Linked DNA regions of Homo sapiens: region 2 is linked to region 1. Evidence: read pairs that join two places in POLR2A ChIA-PET (ENCODE). Cell type or tissue: PC-9. All regions are shown on one strand. Each heading gives the region's core, and the rest is flanking DNA. Links, peaks and the distances in the headings are about the cores only. Region 1 overlaps DENND2A (DENN domain containing 2A). Region 2 overlaps DENND2A (DENN domain containing 2A).

The links. Peaks named below come from ENCODE experiments on the same cell type or tissue, not always from the same donor. Only the 100,000 strongest peaks of a DNase experiment are listed, where the experiment ranks them.
Region 2: POLR2A ChIA-PET joins it to region 1 with 15 read pairs; 8 of 35 experiments call an interaction of 5 or more read pairs at or near these places.

The regions. Positions count from the first base shown.
Region 1 is chr7:140,536,876-140,544,255 of GRCh38, reverse strand. The region is part of intron 14 of DENND2A (DENN domain containing 2A); the gene reads left to right. Among named protein-coding and RNA genes, the nearest start is that of MKRN1, 61 kb to the right of the region's middle. In PC-9, for the core only: no CTCF peak of the experiment used is centred there; a DNase peak (open chromatin) is centred at 2,615; H3K4me3 peaks cover 918 bases; H3K27ac peaks cover 1,400 bases.
Region 2 is chr7:140,623,495-140,632,821 of GRCh38, reverse strand. All of the region lies in intron 1 of DENND2A (DENN domain containing 2A), which reads left to right. Among named protein-coding and RNA genes, the nearest start is that of DENND2A, 13 kb to the left of the region's middle. RefSeq lists enhancers at 4,308-4,897, 4,898-5,489, 6,080-6,671, 7,262-7,853 and a silencer at 8,079-8,373. In PC-9, for the core only: a CTCF peak has its summit at 4,541; DNase peaks (open chromatin) are centred at 4,361, 4,671 and 6,361; H3K27ac peaks cover 3,664 bases.

The DNA.
Region 1 (7,380 bases), core at 267-5,266:
ACCACTGCACTCCAGCTTGGGCAACAGAGGGAGACCTTCCCTCCTGCCCCCACAAATAAAGGATGGCCAGGCACGGTGGCTCATGCCTGTAATCCTAGCACTTCGGGAGGCCGAGGCAGGCGGATCACCTGAGGTCAGGAGTTCAAGACCAGCCTGGCCAACATGATGAAACTCAGTCTCTACTAAAGATACAAAAATCAGCCAGTCATGGTGGCTCGTGCTTGTAACACCAGCTACTTGAGAGGCTGAGGTACAAGAATCGCTTGAACCCAGGAGGCAGAGGCTGCAGTGAGCTGAGATCGCACCATTGCACTCCAGCCTGAGCAACAGAATGACATTCCATCTCAAAAATAAAAATAAAATAGGCCAGGCGCAGTGGCTCACACTTGTAATCCCAGCACTTTGGGAGGCCGAGGCGGGTGGATCACAAGGTCAAGAGATTGAGACCATCCTGGCCAACATGGTGAAACTCCGTCTCTGCTAAAAATACAAAAATTAGCTGGGCATGGTGGCGTGTGCCTGTAGTCCCAGCTACTCAAGAGGCTGAGGCAGGAGAATTGCTTGAACCCAGGAGGCAGAGGTTGCAGTGAGCCGAGATCATGCCACTGCACTCCAGCCTGGTGACAGAGCGAGACTCCATCTCAAAAAATAAAAAATAAAATAAAATAAAGGATGGAATCAGTCGGCAGCTCAGACTGGAGATCTGGGGGGCACACTGTTTTGCACTGCTGTGTGCGACTTCCCTGGCATTGGTGGGCTTTCCACTCATTCTGCCATGTGTCATACACTCTGCTATGTGGTAGGAAAACAGAGAAAAGACACAGCTGGCATGGTGGCTCACGCCTGTAATCACCGCACTTTAGGAGGCTGACGTGGAAGGACTGCTTGAGGGAAGTAGTTTGAGACCAGCCTGGGCAACACAGTAAGACCCCCATCTCTACAAAAAACGTAAAAAAAAAAAAAAAAAAAATTAGCCAGGTATGGTGGCTCGAGCCTACAGTCCCTGCTACTAGGGAAGCTGAGGTAGGAAGATCACTTGAGCCCAGAAGTTCAAGGTTGCAGTGAGCTATGATCATGCCACTGCACTCCACCTGGGCAACAGAACAAGACCTTGTCTCAAAAAAAAAAAAAAAAGAAAAGAAAAGAAAAACACAGACTTGTCTCAGTGCAGTGGGGTAACAGAGACATAAGCCGACTCTCCAGGACCACATTAGAGGCAGGTAGAGGCAGTGAGTTCTGGAGACCGAGGGAGGGCACTCACTCCCAGGGAGGCGAGTTCTGAGGGCCAACACTCAGAACAAGTAGTCAGCACATTGCAGGCAAAAGGAGCCATCCTACATAGATATGGGGACAGGTGAGGCCTAGCTGTCACCTTCAGGACTGTAAAGTAGGCCAGGCGCGGTGGCTCATGACTGTAATCCCAGCACTTTGGGAGGCCGAGGCAGGTGGATCACTTGAGGTCAGAAGGTCAAGACCAGCCTGAACAACATGGTGAAACCCCGTCTCTACTAAAAATACAAAAGAATTTAGTTGGGCGTGGTGGTCCACGCCTGTAATCCCAGCTACCTGGGAGGCTTGAAGAAGAATCGTTTGAACCCGGGAGGCGGAGGTTACAGTGAGCTGAGATTGCGCCATTGCACTCCAGCCTGGGCAACAAGAGTGAAACTCAAAAAAAAAAAAAAAAAAAAAAGAGAGAGAAAAAGAACTGCAAAGTAGTTCACTAGGGCTGGCCCAGAGAGAGGAAGATGGGGGAGGGAGAGATGAGCCGGCAGTGGTGGACAGAGGCCAGCTCACAGAAGGCTGCAGGGCCATGCTCAAGAGGACAGACCATCGTGAGGGCATCCCTCCTCACCGTTAAAGCAAATCCCCTCCCATCACACACACAAACTCAGTGCCCCATAGGAGGCCACCCCCGTCCCAGTGGGCACATTCAATAATTTGCTAAGGCCACGTCACAAAACAAAGAAGATCCGGAAGGAAATGCAGACAAGGACTTGGGTTCGTTCTGAGCTTCTAAAAAGAAGCTCATTTTTGAAATACTGAATCAGAGCCTTCTTTGCTTTGGAACTGGGGGCACAGAAGCGTGAGGGGTGTGGCTGCAGCCCCAGGAAGGGCTGAGATGCGGGGCCAGCCAACCGGGTGGTGCAGATGAGGCCACCTGAGAAGTCCATCTGGAAAGAAGCAGTGCCAAAAACAAAAAAAAACCTGAAGCACTGTGGTTTGGAGAGGAAATCTGACTCTGAACTATGGAAAACAAAAGGGAAGGAAAAAAAAAGGCATAGAAGAATGGAAGGGACAAACTCCGTAGATGTGGAATTCCTCAGGAGGCGGGGCGGGAAGCGGCCCCACCCTCTCCCCTCATGCGCCGCATCTGGTCACCTTTCTGATGCACCTCTTTGGACAGCAGCCATCTGGCTGTTCCCAGCCTGCTCCCACCCTGTGTTTTAGTTCGCTATGCACTTTTAAATGTCAGCGTGATCGTACTCCCGGTGCACTTTTGTCAGCTCAGGAAGCAGGCCCTCTCTGTAAGCCTTGCAGCTGGTGCTGGGCGCTGAGGAGCTCTCCAAGCTCCCGGGCACTGGGGAATTCAGCCCAGGGAGTTCTCAAGGTTGGAGCCCTGGAAGCCAGGATGAGTAATAACCCTTCAGTGGCCAGGATCGGATTTCATCAGCACCATAGTAACTGTCTTTATCTTCTCCATCCCCCACTCCCTCCATCCGCTAGAGGTGGAATTCTCAGGCTTGGATGTGGGGGAGGGGAAAATGATGGATTTCAGAAAGGCCTGGGCTAGAAGTGGAAAGCCAGCCAAGGAAACCCAGCACCCCCCAGGAGTGGTGGTGGGGACAGAGTCCCCCGGGAACGTGCCTGCGGGGTGAAGATGCTAGACTTGGGGAGGACCCACCCTGAGAAGATGTCTGGGAAGGGCACAGCTGGAGAGGAGCCGTGGGCCCCCTCACACACCCCAGCCTCCCCCAGACTCCCTCCAGGGGGAAGAAAACAAAGTATCATCCATTTTTCTGGTAAAAGTACAGTGAGACACCAGTCTCACTGGTGACAGAGAGAGACTCTGTCTCTAAAAATTAAGGAGAAGAAAAAAAACTTAAAAACATTAAGTGCAGGGAGAGAAAAGGTGGGAACAGAAAAGGGAAGGGGCCTTGTCAGAGACAAACACATCTCCAAAGGGCAATGCAGGAGGACATGTCAGAAGGCTCAGGGCACAAAGAAACCTGGAAATGCCAGCCAGGCTCAGTGGCTCACGCCTGTAATCCCAGCACTTTGGGAGGCCGAGGCGAGTGGATCACCTGAGATCAGGAGTTCAAGACTAGCCTGGCCAACATGGTGAAATCCCGTCTCTACTAAAAATACAAAAATTAGCTGGTCGTGGTGGCGTGCACCTGTAATCCCAGCTACTCGGGAGGCTGAGGCAGAAGAATCATTTGAACCTGGGAGGCAGAGGTTGTGGAGAGCCGAGATCATGCCATCGCACTCCTGCCTGGGCGACAGAGCGAGACCCTGTCTAAAAAAAAAAAAGAAAGAAAGAAACCTGGAAATGCCTGCCCCAGTGACGTCTGAGAGAGGACTTGACGCCTCCGCCTTTTTGCTGGACAGATTTCCGGGTGGACAGGTTGGACGCTGGGCCAGCCCCTCCCACAGAGCTGCTGTCACCAGAGACAGACAAAAATGAGCAAAGTCCAGTGGCCGAGAGTGGACCCTGCCTGGATTCCTGGGCCTTGGCTGTTCCCCAGCCACCCTCCCTGCCCTGCTCTGGGACCCCTCAACAGAGGAGACAGTCACCAGTGCAGTCCATAGGAAAGGCACTGGTGTTTCTCTCCAACCTTCCATAGTGCCTGGCATTCTGCCCTTGGAGGTTTCGTCTTTTCAAACGGCTCATGCCGTGAGTGGGTCAGATGCCAGCTGTGGCTGCCACAAGCAGGTCTCCCCACGGGCACGTTGTGCCCATCAGGGGTTTTCTTCTGCAGCAGCTGCCAAATGTCAGGCGCTGTGAGGATGGGATTTCTGTGGGAGAAGAGAAGGCAGCAGGAACGTGGATAATTGTGGTGCCCTCCTTGGAGCGAGAGCCAGGCCATGGTACAGTAATGGTGTGCGAGTGTGAGAAAGACCGTCATTGGGTTTTTAGACCCTTTACAGCTTTCAGAGGTACACATCCCTCCGCCATCACTCAGGGAGGTTTCCCAGAGTAGGGGGGACCCCTGAGCATCCTTAGCCGTTGGCCCTGGGTCTCCTCGTTCATAAGACGCGGCCCCGCATGGCTCTGACTTTCCGGGACTCCGCTGTCTTGTTTTCTCTGAAAGCAGCCCTCGCTTTTCCTGTTACAAATGGCTCCACATGCTCTCCCCGCTGCCCAATAAATCGTCCTTCCATCCTACACGGGTTCCATGCAGACCTGAAGAGATGGAAATCTGCGTAAAGAAAGGCCCGAAGAGCTCTGAGACAGGAAGAGGGTAAACAACGCGTGAGCAAAGCTGATGAGGATGACGGCAGCGACGGGGCGTGGAGTGGCCTCTGAGCGGCCTCTGTGCCGGGCGCCTTCTGAGGGTCTGACCTGCGTCATTTCATGCCCCCTACGGCCCTGTCACATGGGTAACTAACAGGCGTGCAGAGGATCCGTCATTCTGCTCAAAGAAGCAGGGAGTGGGAGAGCTGCCGGGCTTTGGAGAGGACGGAGGGAAAGCAGCTGGGCTGCAGACTCCAGGGTTGGGTGAAGGGCAGGGTCTGGGGCCCTGTCCGTTTACAGAAATGTATAAGGAAAGTCTCCCTAGCACAGGCCCTCAGGACCCGCTTTGTGCTCAGCAGTCAGGCTAACAGGTCATGGGGAAGTCTGTGCTTTTCTCCTCAGGGCCCTCCCCGCCTCCCTTACAGCCTTTGGCCTTCCAGCAGGGTCCCAGTGAGACAGGTATGATCAGGTCACCCCCAAGGCCTCCCCCAGCTTTGAAACTCTCTGACTCCATGGGCCAGGTGGAAGAATCCGTATCCACCTCGATCTGTCTGATTTATGGGAAAGTAGCCATAGGGAATTGAAGTGTTCTTTGGCCAGGCCATGACAAACAAGGGTTTGGGGACCAATGGTTGGCTGCAAGTTGCCTGACCTGGAAAATTCTGGAAAGTCTTTAGGCCAAGCGCAGTTGCTCACGCCTGTCATCCCAGTATTTTGGGAGGCTGAGGCCGGTGGATTGCTTGAGGCCAGGAGTTCGAGACCAGCCTGGCCAACATGGTGAAACCCTGTCTCTACCAAAAAGACAAAAATTAGCTGGGCGTGGTGGCACACGCCTATAATCCCAGCTACTCAGGAGGCTGAGGCAGGAGAATCACTTGAACCTAGGAGGCAGAGGTTACAGTAAGCTGAGATTGAGCCACTGCACTCCAACCTGGGCAACAGAGCGAGACTCTGTCTCAAAAAAAATAAAGAAAGAAAAAATTTTTTAAAAAAGGGCCAGGTGCAATTGCTCATCCCTGTAATCCCAGCACTTTGGGAGGCCAAGGCAGGTGGATCGCCTGAGGTTGGGAGTTCAAGACCAGCCTGGCCAACATGGTGAAACCCCGTCTCCATTAAAAATACAAAAATTAGCGGGCATGGTGGCGGGCGCCTGTAATCCCAGCTACTTAGGAGGCTGAGGCAGGAGAATCACTTAAACCTGGGAGGTGGAGGTTGCAGTGAGCTGAGATCACACCGCTACACTCCAGCCTGGGCAACAGAGTGAGACTCTATCTCAATTAAAAAAATTAAAAAAAGAAAAAAGAAAGTCTTCAGGTTAAATTACAGCTGGTACCCTCATCCCCAGTACTCCTGGGGCTGCACATGCACTCATGCCCAACCCTGCTCCGCTCACGTGGCAGAAAGCCTCCTTATTCTCCTGATTTCCAGCTGTAGCCCCTAACTTAATGAGGGCATGGAACAGGGCATGAGAACAGGACATGTCACAGACTCAGTGCGTGGCCCGGTGACATCCCAGAGAGGACCTTCGCCCACTCTAGGTCGGTAGCCACCCCCGCAGCACTCTCCCCCACAAACACAATTTATTCTCTCATCATCGCTGTGAGTCTCCCACTGCAAGAGGAAGCTTCAGGGAGTTATGGCAAAGATTGTATGAGTTATAAAAGGGTTTTAAGTTGAGCCAAAAATCTATCAAGTTTAGAATAACATTTTTGCTCTGTTTTATCTTTAGGCTGGACATTGAGTGTTCTAGTGGCTCTGTCAAGCAAGAGTTTGACAGATGGAAAGGAAAGAATGCTGTTGTGATGGCTTGTTCTGTGGTCATGACAACAGATAAATACTTCTCTACACCCTCGCCTTCATTTTCCTGATGATGAACATTTTGTTTTTTACTTTACTAATTTCAGTTCCCCAAAGTTTTGGCTAAACCTACAGACCAGGCTGAATGATAAAGTCAGAGCTGCACGTAAACAAATATGTGCAAAAAGTTTTAGAGGGAGGTCGGGCATGGTGGCTCACGCCCATAATCTTAGCACTTTAGGAGGCCAAAGCAGGAGGATTGCTTGAGCCCAGGAGTTTGAGACCAGCTTGGGCAACATAGCAAGACCCCATCTCTTAAAACAAACAAACAAACAAACAAACAAATGAAAAACACCTTAATAGGGGACAAAGTTTTTAATATTCAAGGAATTTATGAGCTGGGCATGCTGGCACATGCCTGTAGTTCCAGCTACTCAGGAGGCTGAGGTGGAAGGATCACGTGAGCCCAGGAGTTTGAGGCTAGTGAGCTATGACTGCACCACTGCTCTCCAGCTGGGGTGGACCTTGTCTTTAAAAAGCAAATTAAAAAATAAAACAAATAAGAAATTGACTTATATGTTTGTAGTGCGTTAAACCATAAGCTAAATGATAGACTACTGGCTAGTGATAAGTAGGATTAGGTGGGCAAATCTTGACACATACAGGAGTTTGAACCTTGTCTTTGACATATAGGTAACTACACAAATAAGTTCATATGTAGCTGTGCACTTTCATCCTCTTATTTGTTCGGTTTGGTTCATTTTTAATAAGTTTACACAAGCTTAAATGAGAATCCCATGTCCTTTTTAGAATTGGTTGCACCCAGCAACATTTGCCATCCCAGGAGGTTGGGCTTCTCACCACACCTCTCTAGGGAGATGAGTTTGCCCAAGGCCTAGCCGAAAGTGTTTAAAGCTGCCACCTTGCTGCTCTGGCATCCATAAGATACTTCAGAGGTCTAGCTAGTCCTCAGCATGGTTGACAGAGTCTTAGAGATAAGTACATTTAGTTCAGCAAAGTCCTATGAAAAACACAATTTTAGGCAGGTGCAGTGGCTCACGCCTGTAACCCCAGCACTTTGGGAGGCTGAGACAGATTGATCACCTGAGGTCAGGAATTCGAGACCA
Region 2 (9,327 bases), core at 1,896-6,895, 87 kb before region 1:
AGGCTGAGGTGGGCCGGATCACCTGAGGTCAGGAGTTGGAGATCCGTCTGGCCAATGAAACCCCATCTCTACTAAAAATACAAAAATTAGCCGGGTGTGGAGGCAGGCGCCTGTAGTCCCAGCTACTCAGGAGGCTGAGGCAGGTGAATCACTTGAACCCAGGAAGCAGAGGTTGCAGTGAGCCGAGATCGCGCCACTGCACTCCAGCCTGGTTGACTAGAGCTAAACTCCTTCTCAAAAAAAGAAAAAAAGCACTAAAAGTAAGTTGTTAATTGATGTACAATAGGCTTAATTAACCTGGACTGTCCCTGCAAACTGCACCTTGTGGCCACGCTGGTAAAGGCTGAGAGTTGGATATGCTCATTCATTCTCCTTGCTGGGACAGGTGTGTTGACCCAGCCAGAAGTGATTTGGTACCACCCCTCTGTCTATCTCCCACCACCTTTCTTATCCACATCTAGAGTTGAGGCTTGAGTTTAGGGAAGGGGAGGAAGCCAGGTGGGTAGTCCAAGGTTGCATATGAACTTCCTTCTTGCTCCCATTCAATGAATCAGAGGAGTCAGATTCTACTTTCACTGCCTCTCCCAGCTCACCATGGAAAAATAGTAACTGCCTGTCTTCTTCCAGCAAACTTTGAAGCATTAAAACAGGACACTTCTATAATTTTATTTGGCATTTCATGTGCCTGGTAAATATAGGCTAAACCTCCCCAGATGACCAAGCAGAGGCATTTGTAAGGGATCACACAGCAAATCACAATTCAGACTGACCCGGCATGGTCCAGGTTGAACTTGGTTGGGGGAGAAGCTATATGCTCTAGTTTGGTTACTAGATAGAAATGACAGGACAGCCTAAGACATAGAACTTGCATCTCCCGAGCTTGGAGTGAGACTAGTCTCTCAGCCGCAGATTTGGTCGGGGTGGTGACCGCGAAGATAGAAAGGAACTTCCCGAAGCAGCTTGCCTCGTGCTCTGGGATCTTCAGCCAGGGCAATGTCTCCAGCACCCTGGAGACTCAGAGGGATTCTCTACTTAATACTCTGAGCTGCAGATGAGATTTGTTCAGATTTGTCATGAAGTGTGTGGTCATCCAACCCCAAATATAACTCCCTGGCATCTTGTGGTGACTGTCATCTGGTTCATTTCATCATCTGTATTTGTGACAATCAACAAACATAGACAACCTTCCAGGATATCAGAAGGGGACCAGTGCCCTCTGTTTACCCTCCAGCTGACTGATGCATCTAATAGGGTGGAAAAATGTCAGAGAAGAGAGAGCTTCTTAATCCCTCTCAAAACAATCAGACTTGAAGATTCCAGCACCACAGAGAGCCAAGAGAGCCTCTTATTCCAGGCTCTTCTTTCCCTTGAATATAGGACAGCCAAGATTCCTGGTCTGGTACAGAACTGAGAGAGATGGGTAAAGGGGCTAAGAGGCTGCTTCTGGGTACACACACAACCCCGAGGTTCAGGCTGCCAATTTGTCAGAGAAAACGAGAAAGAGAATGCTCCTTTTGGGACCAAGAAAGAAGCAGAACAAATGCAAGAGTCCCACGAGGCAGATCCACATGTTCCTTCCCCACACCCCCGAAATCTGGCTTCTATTCCTATCCATCTGCTGAAACCATATCTTAGGTTACTAATGGTTCGTCTGTGGCCAGTTCCCTGTTCTCATGCTTCTTGATCTCACTAATGCACTTGACACACCCCTGACCCTTCCTTCTTGAAACACAAGTCAAGGTGGATGTAAAATGGGTGCAGTGATGAATCTGCGCCACTTGTCAAAATACTGAAATACTTCTATTCTGGTTGGTAAATAGGGTGTCCCACACTCCCAGGACCACTAACTCTCCCCCTGCCAAGATCTGGCCATTAAAGTGTTAACAATAAGGCCATTCTGCTTGTTGGGCTCCTGCACACCTTTGTTATAATTTTGTTGTGTGTTTTTGTTTTTGTTTTTTGAGACGGAGTCTCACTCTGTTGCCCAGGCTGGAGCGCAGTGGCATGATCCTGGCTAACTGCAACCTCCGCCTCCCAGGTTTAAGTGTTTCTCCTTCCTCAGCCTCCCGAGTAGCTGAAATTACAGGTGTGTGCCACCATGCCTGGCTAATTTTTTGTATTTTATTTTATTTTATTTTTAGTAGAAACAGGCTTTCACCGTGTTGGTCAGTTTGGTCTCGAACTCCTGACCTCAAATGATCCGCCCGCCTTGGCTTCCCAAAGTGCTAGGATTACAGGTGTGAGCCCAGCCTGTTATGTATTTTGAATACTGCCTCCTCAGTGTAGACGCCATACTGTTTTGGTTGTTTTAATTGTCTTTCAAAGAAGAGTTCTTCACTGCTTCCTCCTATTCTTATTCAACAAGTATTTATGCAACCCTCACAGTAGACCAAAGTCTCGGTTAGGCATTGTAGGGAATAAAAAGAAGCCAGTGCGCGTGTTCTGCCACTAGAACTCCCTGTCTAGTTGGAAGGTCCAGGTAAAGAAACATACAAAGAGCCTGGGCAACATGGTGAAACCCTGTCTTTGAGAAAAATACAAAAATTAGCCAGCCATGGTGGTACATGCCTGTGGTCCCAGCCACTCAGGAGGCTGAGGTGGGAGGATCACTTGAGCACAAGAGGTCGAGGCTGCAGTGAGCCGCGATGGTGCCACTGCACTCCAGCCAGGGTGACAGAGTGAGACCCTGTCTTAAAAAAAAAAAAGACCTGGCGCAGTGGCTCATTTGAGGTCAGGAGTTCGAGACCAGCCTGGCCAACATGGTGAAACCCCGTCTCCACTAAAAATACAAAAATTAGCCGGGCATGGTGGCAGGCACCTGTTGTAATCCCAGCTACTCGGGAGGCTGAGGCAGCAGAATTGCTTGAACCCAGGAGGTGGAGGTTGTGGTGAGCTGAGATTGCGCCACTGAACTCCAGCCTGGGCGACAGAATGAGACTCCATCTCAAAAAAAAAAAAAAAAAGAGAGAGAAAGAAACATAAAAGACACCATGTAGAGAGTGAAGTAACAAGAGCACCATAAGAGCAACCCGTGCCTCACTTGTTCACTACCTTCTCCCTCTTCACTGTCTCCCTCAGTTCATCATGCTCAGTTTCATCGCTCCCTCCCAAACTGGACCTCTGAGTTGTTCTTTATAAAGACCGTTAGCTCATTACCTCTCACTGCCTCTTGAATGTACCACTCTCACCTTAATGTGTCCAAAAGAGAACATATTATCATTACATTCTGTGGCCTCCTTATTTCCCTGGGTTAGCAAACCTTCACTCCTCTTTCTCATTTCAGAACATCCCAACATCTAGCCTGCTGCCGGGTCCGTCTTCTCCCTGGCTCCCACGTGAGTCCTGGTGCTCCTGTCCTAGCAGGCGGTCTTCATGCTGGGCAGGCTTTGCCTTGTTCTTTACTCCATGCACTGGCCTCCTCAGGAGCACTTTCCCTTCCCCAACTCTTGGAATCCAATGGAGTCTTTCTTGGCCACCAGGCGCTACCTCTTTGAAGCAGTCCCTGGCTCCCCTTTCGTTGTCCTCCTCCAAATTTCTCCAGTTTATATTTGTTTCATAACATTTGCCACCGTGTTCGAATGTATTCCTCCACCCAGTCTCTAATGGCGCTCCTGCACACCTCTGCGGTTAATTTTGAATACTGCCTTTCACCCTAGACACCATTCTGTTTTGGTTGTCCTAATTGTCTTTGAAAAAATAGATCTTCATGGATTCCTCTTGAGTTTTCTGTGAGTTTAAGGGCGTGTCAGGCATTCCCTGAACCAACCTTGTCTTTCCGTTTTGAACAATTGCAATCTTTTATTGCCATTTGGTTGATAGGGTTTATATCTTTTATCTCTAGCTTGAGGGCAGGGACCATTTTTTATACTTGTGTATTCCCAATAGCACCTCAAAGAGAACTGTCTCCAGCTTGCTGATTAATCATATTGATTAGTTTTAAACTGATCAATGCTGGCTCAGATTAACTAAATGAAATTATAGGCCAGGTGCAGTGGCTCATGCCTGTAATCCCAGCACTTTGGGAGGCCGAGGCAGGCGGATCATTTGAGGTCAGGAGTTCGAGACCAGCCTGACCAACATGGTGAAACCCCGTCTCTACTAAAAATACAAAAAAATTGGCCGGGCGTGGTGGCGCATGCCTGTAGTTCCAGCTACTAGGGAGGCTGAGGCAGGAGAATGCCTTGAACCTGGGAGGCAGAGGTTACCGTGAGCTGAGATCGCGCCACTGCACTCCAGCCTGGGTGACAGAGCAAGACTCCACCTCAAAAAAAAAAAAAAAAAAAAAGAAAGAAATTTTAGGCCAAAGGGGATTTCCCGTATCTTGAAAGTTAGCTAAATAAAAATGAGCACATTTCCAGGCATTGCACAACTTCTGAGTACAAAACACCAGGCACAGATAGGAAACAAACAGAAGTAGGGTCTCAGGTCAGGCAGAGCAAGCTGCGCTGGTCTGAGGGCGACCTCCGCCTTACTTTCACAGTTGGCACCATAGCCAGTGCAACTGAGGACTAACAGGTCACTGTGCACCCTGACTTCTGCTGCAAAGGGAAGGGGATCAGGTCACCTTCTAATTCCAAAACCAGCTTTTACAGATTATAACAGCACTTGTATGTTGGAGAGTAGTTTAGAGCTTACCCACACTTGCAAACAAATGAGGCTGTGTAAGCAGCCCTGCAGGTGAGTTGAGGACATGGTACTGTTATTACTAATTCATTAAGAATTAATGTATGCTGGCCAGGCACAGTGGCTTACACCTGTAATCCCAGCACTTTGGGAGGCCGAAGCTGTCAGATCACTTGAGGTCAAGTTCGAGACAAGCCTGGCCAACATGGTGAAACCCCATCTCTACTAAAAATACAAAAATTAGTTGGGCATGGTGGTACACGCCTGTAGTTCCAGCTACTCAGGAGGCCAAGGCAGGAAAATTGCTTGAACCACTCCAGCCTGGAGGACAAGAGTGAAACTCTGTCTTAAAAAAAAAAAAGAATTAATGTATGCTGGGCATGGTGGCTTACAGCTGTAATCCCAGCAGTTTGGGATGCTGAGGTGGGAAGATTGCATGAGCCCAGGAGTTAGAGACCAGCCCGCACAACAAATCAAAACCCTGTTTCTATGTCTCTACAAAAAAAAAAATTAGCCAGTTGTTGCAGTGCACGCCTTTGGTCCCAGCTAATTGGGAGGCTGAGGCAGGAGGACTGCTTGAGCTTGGGAGTTTGAGGCTGCAGTGAACTGTGATTGCACCACTGCAATCATCCTGGGTGACAGAGTAAGATCTCATCTCAAAAAAAAATAAATAAATAAAATTAAAAATAAAAATAGGCCGGGTGCAGTGACTCATACCTGTAATCCCAGCACTTAGGGAGGCCAAGGCAGGCAGGCAGGAGTTCGAGACCAGCCTGGCCAACATGGTGAAACCCCGTCTCTACCAAAAATACAAAAAAAATTAGCCAGGCATGGTGGTGTGCGCCTGTAGTCCCAGCTACTCGGGAGACTGAGGCACAAGAATTGCTTGAACTCTGGAGGTGGAGGTTGCAGTGAGCCAAGATTGTGCCACTGCACTCCAACCTGGGTGACAGAGCAAGAGTCCATCTCAAAAAACTAAACTAAACTAAAAATAAATAAATAAATATTTACAATAATATGTTAGAGCATTATTACTTATTAGTATTATTTGGCAGGGTTAAGTTCACCTTAGAATAATGGAAGACATTTGCTGAGCGCTTTTTCTGGGCTATGCACTGTGCTGAATGTTTTACAGGTGCAATTTCATCTAATCCTTACCAGTCTCTTAAAGTAAGTGCTACCATTATCACCATTTTACAGAGGCGAGAACTAAGGCTTAGAAATGTATCTTGATCGAGGTCCCGCAGCTCTCCAAGTTCACTGGAATTTAAACCTGGGTCTGTCTGATTCCAAACCCTTTGCTTTTAATCCTTATGATAAACCCTCTCTCAAGCTTTTTCTCAGAACCCGGGAGCAGCTGCAGGAGTAGCCTCAGCTCCATTCTCTTGTGCTGGCCCCAAGCAAGGGGATGGAAGATGACGTCTCCCTCTAAGATTGCTGCCTTTTGTCCAAATGTGCTGGCTGGGAGCCAGGCCTGGAAACTCTCTGCTCATGGAAAGAACAGAAGCCAGCAAAAGAGGGTGGGAAGAGTCTGAGGGGAGGAAAGGAAGAGGAGGACAGGAAGGCAAGAGGGAGAAAGGAGGTGGGAAAGAGGATTCTGCGGGTAGCACAGCTGGAGAGGGAGATGTGCCAGGAAGCAAGCAAACGAACGTGACCTACGGGTGCATTCCATTCAAGTGGGCTGTTCAGTGGTGCAGCGTGAGCCTCCAGCCCTGGGAGGCACAGGCCCCGAGGCTGTCCAGGTGCTCAGAGACCAGGACAGATCACACCGGGTGGTCCTTCCTCCCATTCTCAGGATTACTATCCAGTGAGGTCAGATCAAAACCAACAGCAGGAAAGCCTTCAGAGGGAAAAGAAGCCACAAAATGGCAGCCTGAGGGCTGCCTCTGGAAGTGGAGGATCTGGCCAGGCAGGGCCTCGGTGTCACAGCATGCATGGTGTGCAGGGGACGGAGAAGGGGAAGGGAGGAGACTGGGTGCTTGAATAAAATAAAATCATAACTATTTCCCAAGTTCCTAATCTGGATTGAGGAGTGGAAGGCCCGTACGGTGCCGTCAAGGTGGACCTGTAGGCGTTAGGCACCTGGACCCTGGAGTCAGACACCCTGACGCATTCAGCACCCACGCAGCCTTGGGAAAAGTTAATCCCTCCAGGCCTTAATGTCCACATCTGAGAAGGGGAGGCAATAGTAAGCTTACTGTGAACATTAAACTAAATGACCTGTGTAAAATCTTGCTTAGGGAATAGTAAGTGCTCAATTTGTATCAGCTGTTCATTCATCATTGCAGCTTAATTTGAGGTGTCAAAACATAAATATGTGAAACCTTCAATAAAAAATGTATAAATAACATTTGAAGCCAACCATACAAGACGTAACACAAGGTTATATACATTTTGTTAGAACATCAACTTTTTCTTCTTTTCTTATAAAAGAAGAAAAAGCATTCAGCAGGAGCCCATGGCTAATGTTTTTTGTTTTCGTTTTTTTGTTTGTTTTTGTTTTTTGTTTTTGTTTTTGAGGCGGAGTCTCGCTCTGTCTGGCAGGCTGGAGTGCAATGGCATGATCTCGGCTCACTGCAAACGCTGCCTCCTGCATTCAAGCAATTCTCCTGCCTCAGCATCCACAGAAGCTGAGTTTACAGGCACACGCCACCAGGTCCAGCTAATTTTTTTGTATTTTTAATAGAGACAGGGTTTCACCATGTTGGCCAGGCTAGTCTCAAACTCCTGACCTCAAGTGATCTGCCTGTCTCAGCCTCCCAAAGTGCCGGGATTACAGGCATGAGCCACAGCACCCAGACTGTTCTTTTTTTTTCTTTCTTGAAACGGAGTATCGTTCTGTCGCCCAGGCTGGAATGCAGTGGCGCGATCTCGGCTCACTGCAGCCTCTGTGTCCCGGGCTCAAGTGACTCTCCTGCCTCAGCCTCCTGAGTAGCTTGGATTACAGGCATGCACCACCACGCCCAGCTAATTTTTGTGTTTTTAGTAGAGACAGGGTTTCACCATGTTAGCCAGGCTGGTCTCCAACTCCTGACCTCAGATGATCCGCTTGCCTCGGCCTCCCAAAGTACTGGGATTACAGGCATGAGCCACCGTGCCTGGCCTCATGGCTAATGTTATCTGGTAGCTATAAGGCAAATGTGTTTTGTTTTTTGTTGTTTTTTAAAAAATCTCCAGGCTGGGCGTGGTGGTGCACGCCTGTCATTCCAGCTACTTGGGAGGCAGAAGCAGGAAGATTGCTGGACATAAGGTCGAAGCTGTATTCACATCACTGCGCTCCAGCCTTGGCAACAGAGAGAGATGCTGTCTCAAAAAGCAAAAAAAAAAAAACAAAAAAAAACAAAAAAAACAAAGAAAAACAAAATCTCTCAACAGCCTAATAATAACAAAGAACATTTCTCACTTCTAAAAAAAAAACAATCACCAGAAACACGAACTTCACAAATCTCTCTGGGTTTCTGAAGAAGTGGCTCTTCAGCTAAGAAAAAAAAAAGGAAAAGAAATGCCTTCAAGAACATGGAACGTGTAACTAGCAGATCCAGGTTCTCCTGTGACAGCTTCTCCATGGAAACCTGAGTCCCCTGAGGCAATGGAAAGGAGGGTGAGGAGGTGAATGAGCCCCAGACAGGGTAACAGGAGCCCTGGGTTCTGCTTCTACCTCTGCCACCATGTGGCCAGGTGACAGGCTAGGTGAGCCAAAACCCCCCTGGGCCACAGTGTTGTCACCTGCAGCCCTGGCGTCCCACCTGTTCCCTCCCTGTGTTGGTGTTGAGGGGCCTCTCTGTGCCAGGCGCTTTTCCAGTATCATTAAGTTTGTTGTTGTTGTTGTTGTGTTGTTGTTGTTGTTTTGCCTTTCCTCCTTGAATTTCCTCACTAGACTGGGACCTCTGAGAAGCACTGTCATTTACAGGCTGGGTTCCCAGTAACCCACTGGATCACAAGGGGAGAGCTGCTGAGGCCAGGAGGAGGATGTGGAAGGCTGGGTCAGCCAGCACAGGCGTCACTCCCAACAGGGTCCTGGGAGAAGGGGCTCAGCATTTCCTGAAGGCAGATGACTCTATAAATAGACCAGGGGATGGGAAAAGGATTCGATCATCCCATTCCTCCTGTCAGCTCAGCTCCTCCTTCTGCTCATCCGGACTCTGCAGCCTCTCGTAAATGTTTTTCACTCACATATGGCCCTGCCGGGGCGTTAGGTGTGGAAATAGGGATGTGAGATGGACTTTCTGCTAGATTGTAGATCCAAACAAGAACTGAAGAAGGTATACCTGCCATTTATTTTTAATTTCCCACAGAAATTTCTCCTTCATCCATGTCAATATAAGGCCAGAGTTTTTTCAGTAGGGTTTTATTGGAAGGAAGGAAGCAAGCGAGGAGGAAAATTATACACCTTTTGATACTGTGGCCTATTTAAATTCAAGGGTTCAGCAGATCTTCCTGTTGTGACACTTTCCATATGCTCTTTTTTTTTTTTTTTTCTAGACGGAGTCTTGCTCTGTCACCCAGGCTGTGGCATGATCTCGGCTCACTGCAACCTGTGCCTCCTGGGTGCAAGTGATTCTCCTGCCTCAGCCTCCCGAGTAGCTGGGATTACAGGCGCCCGCCACCATGCCTGGCTAATTTTTGTATTTTTAGTAGAGACGGGGTTTCACCATGTTGGCCAGGCTGGTCTCGAACTCCTGACCTCGTAATCTGCCCGCCTCG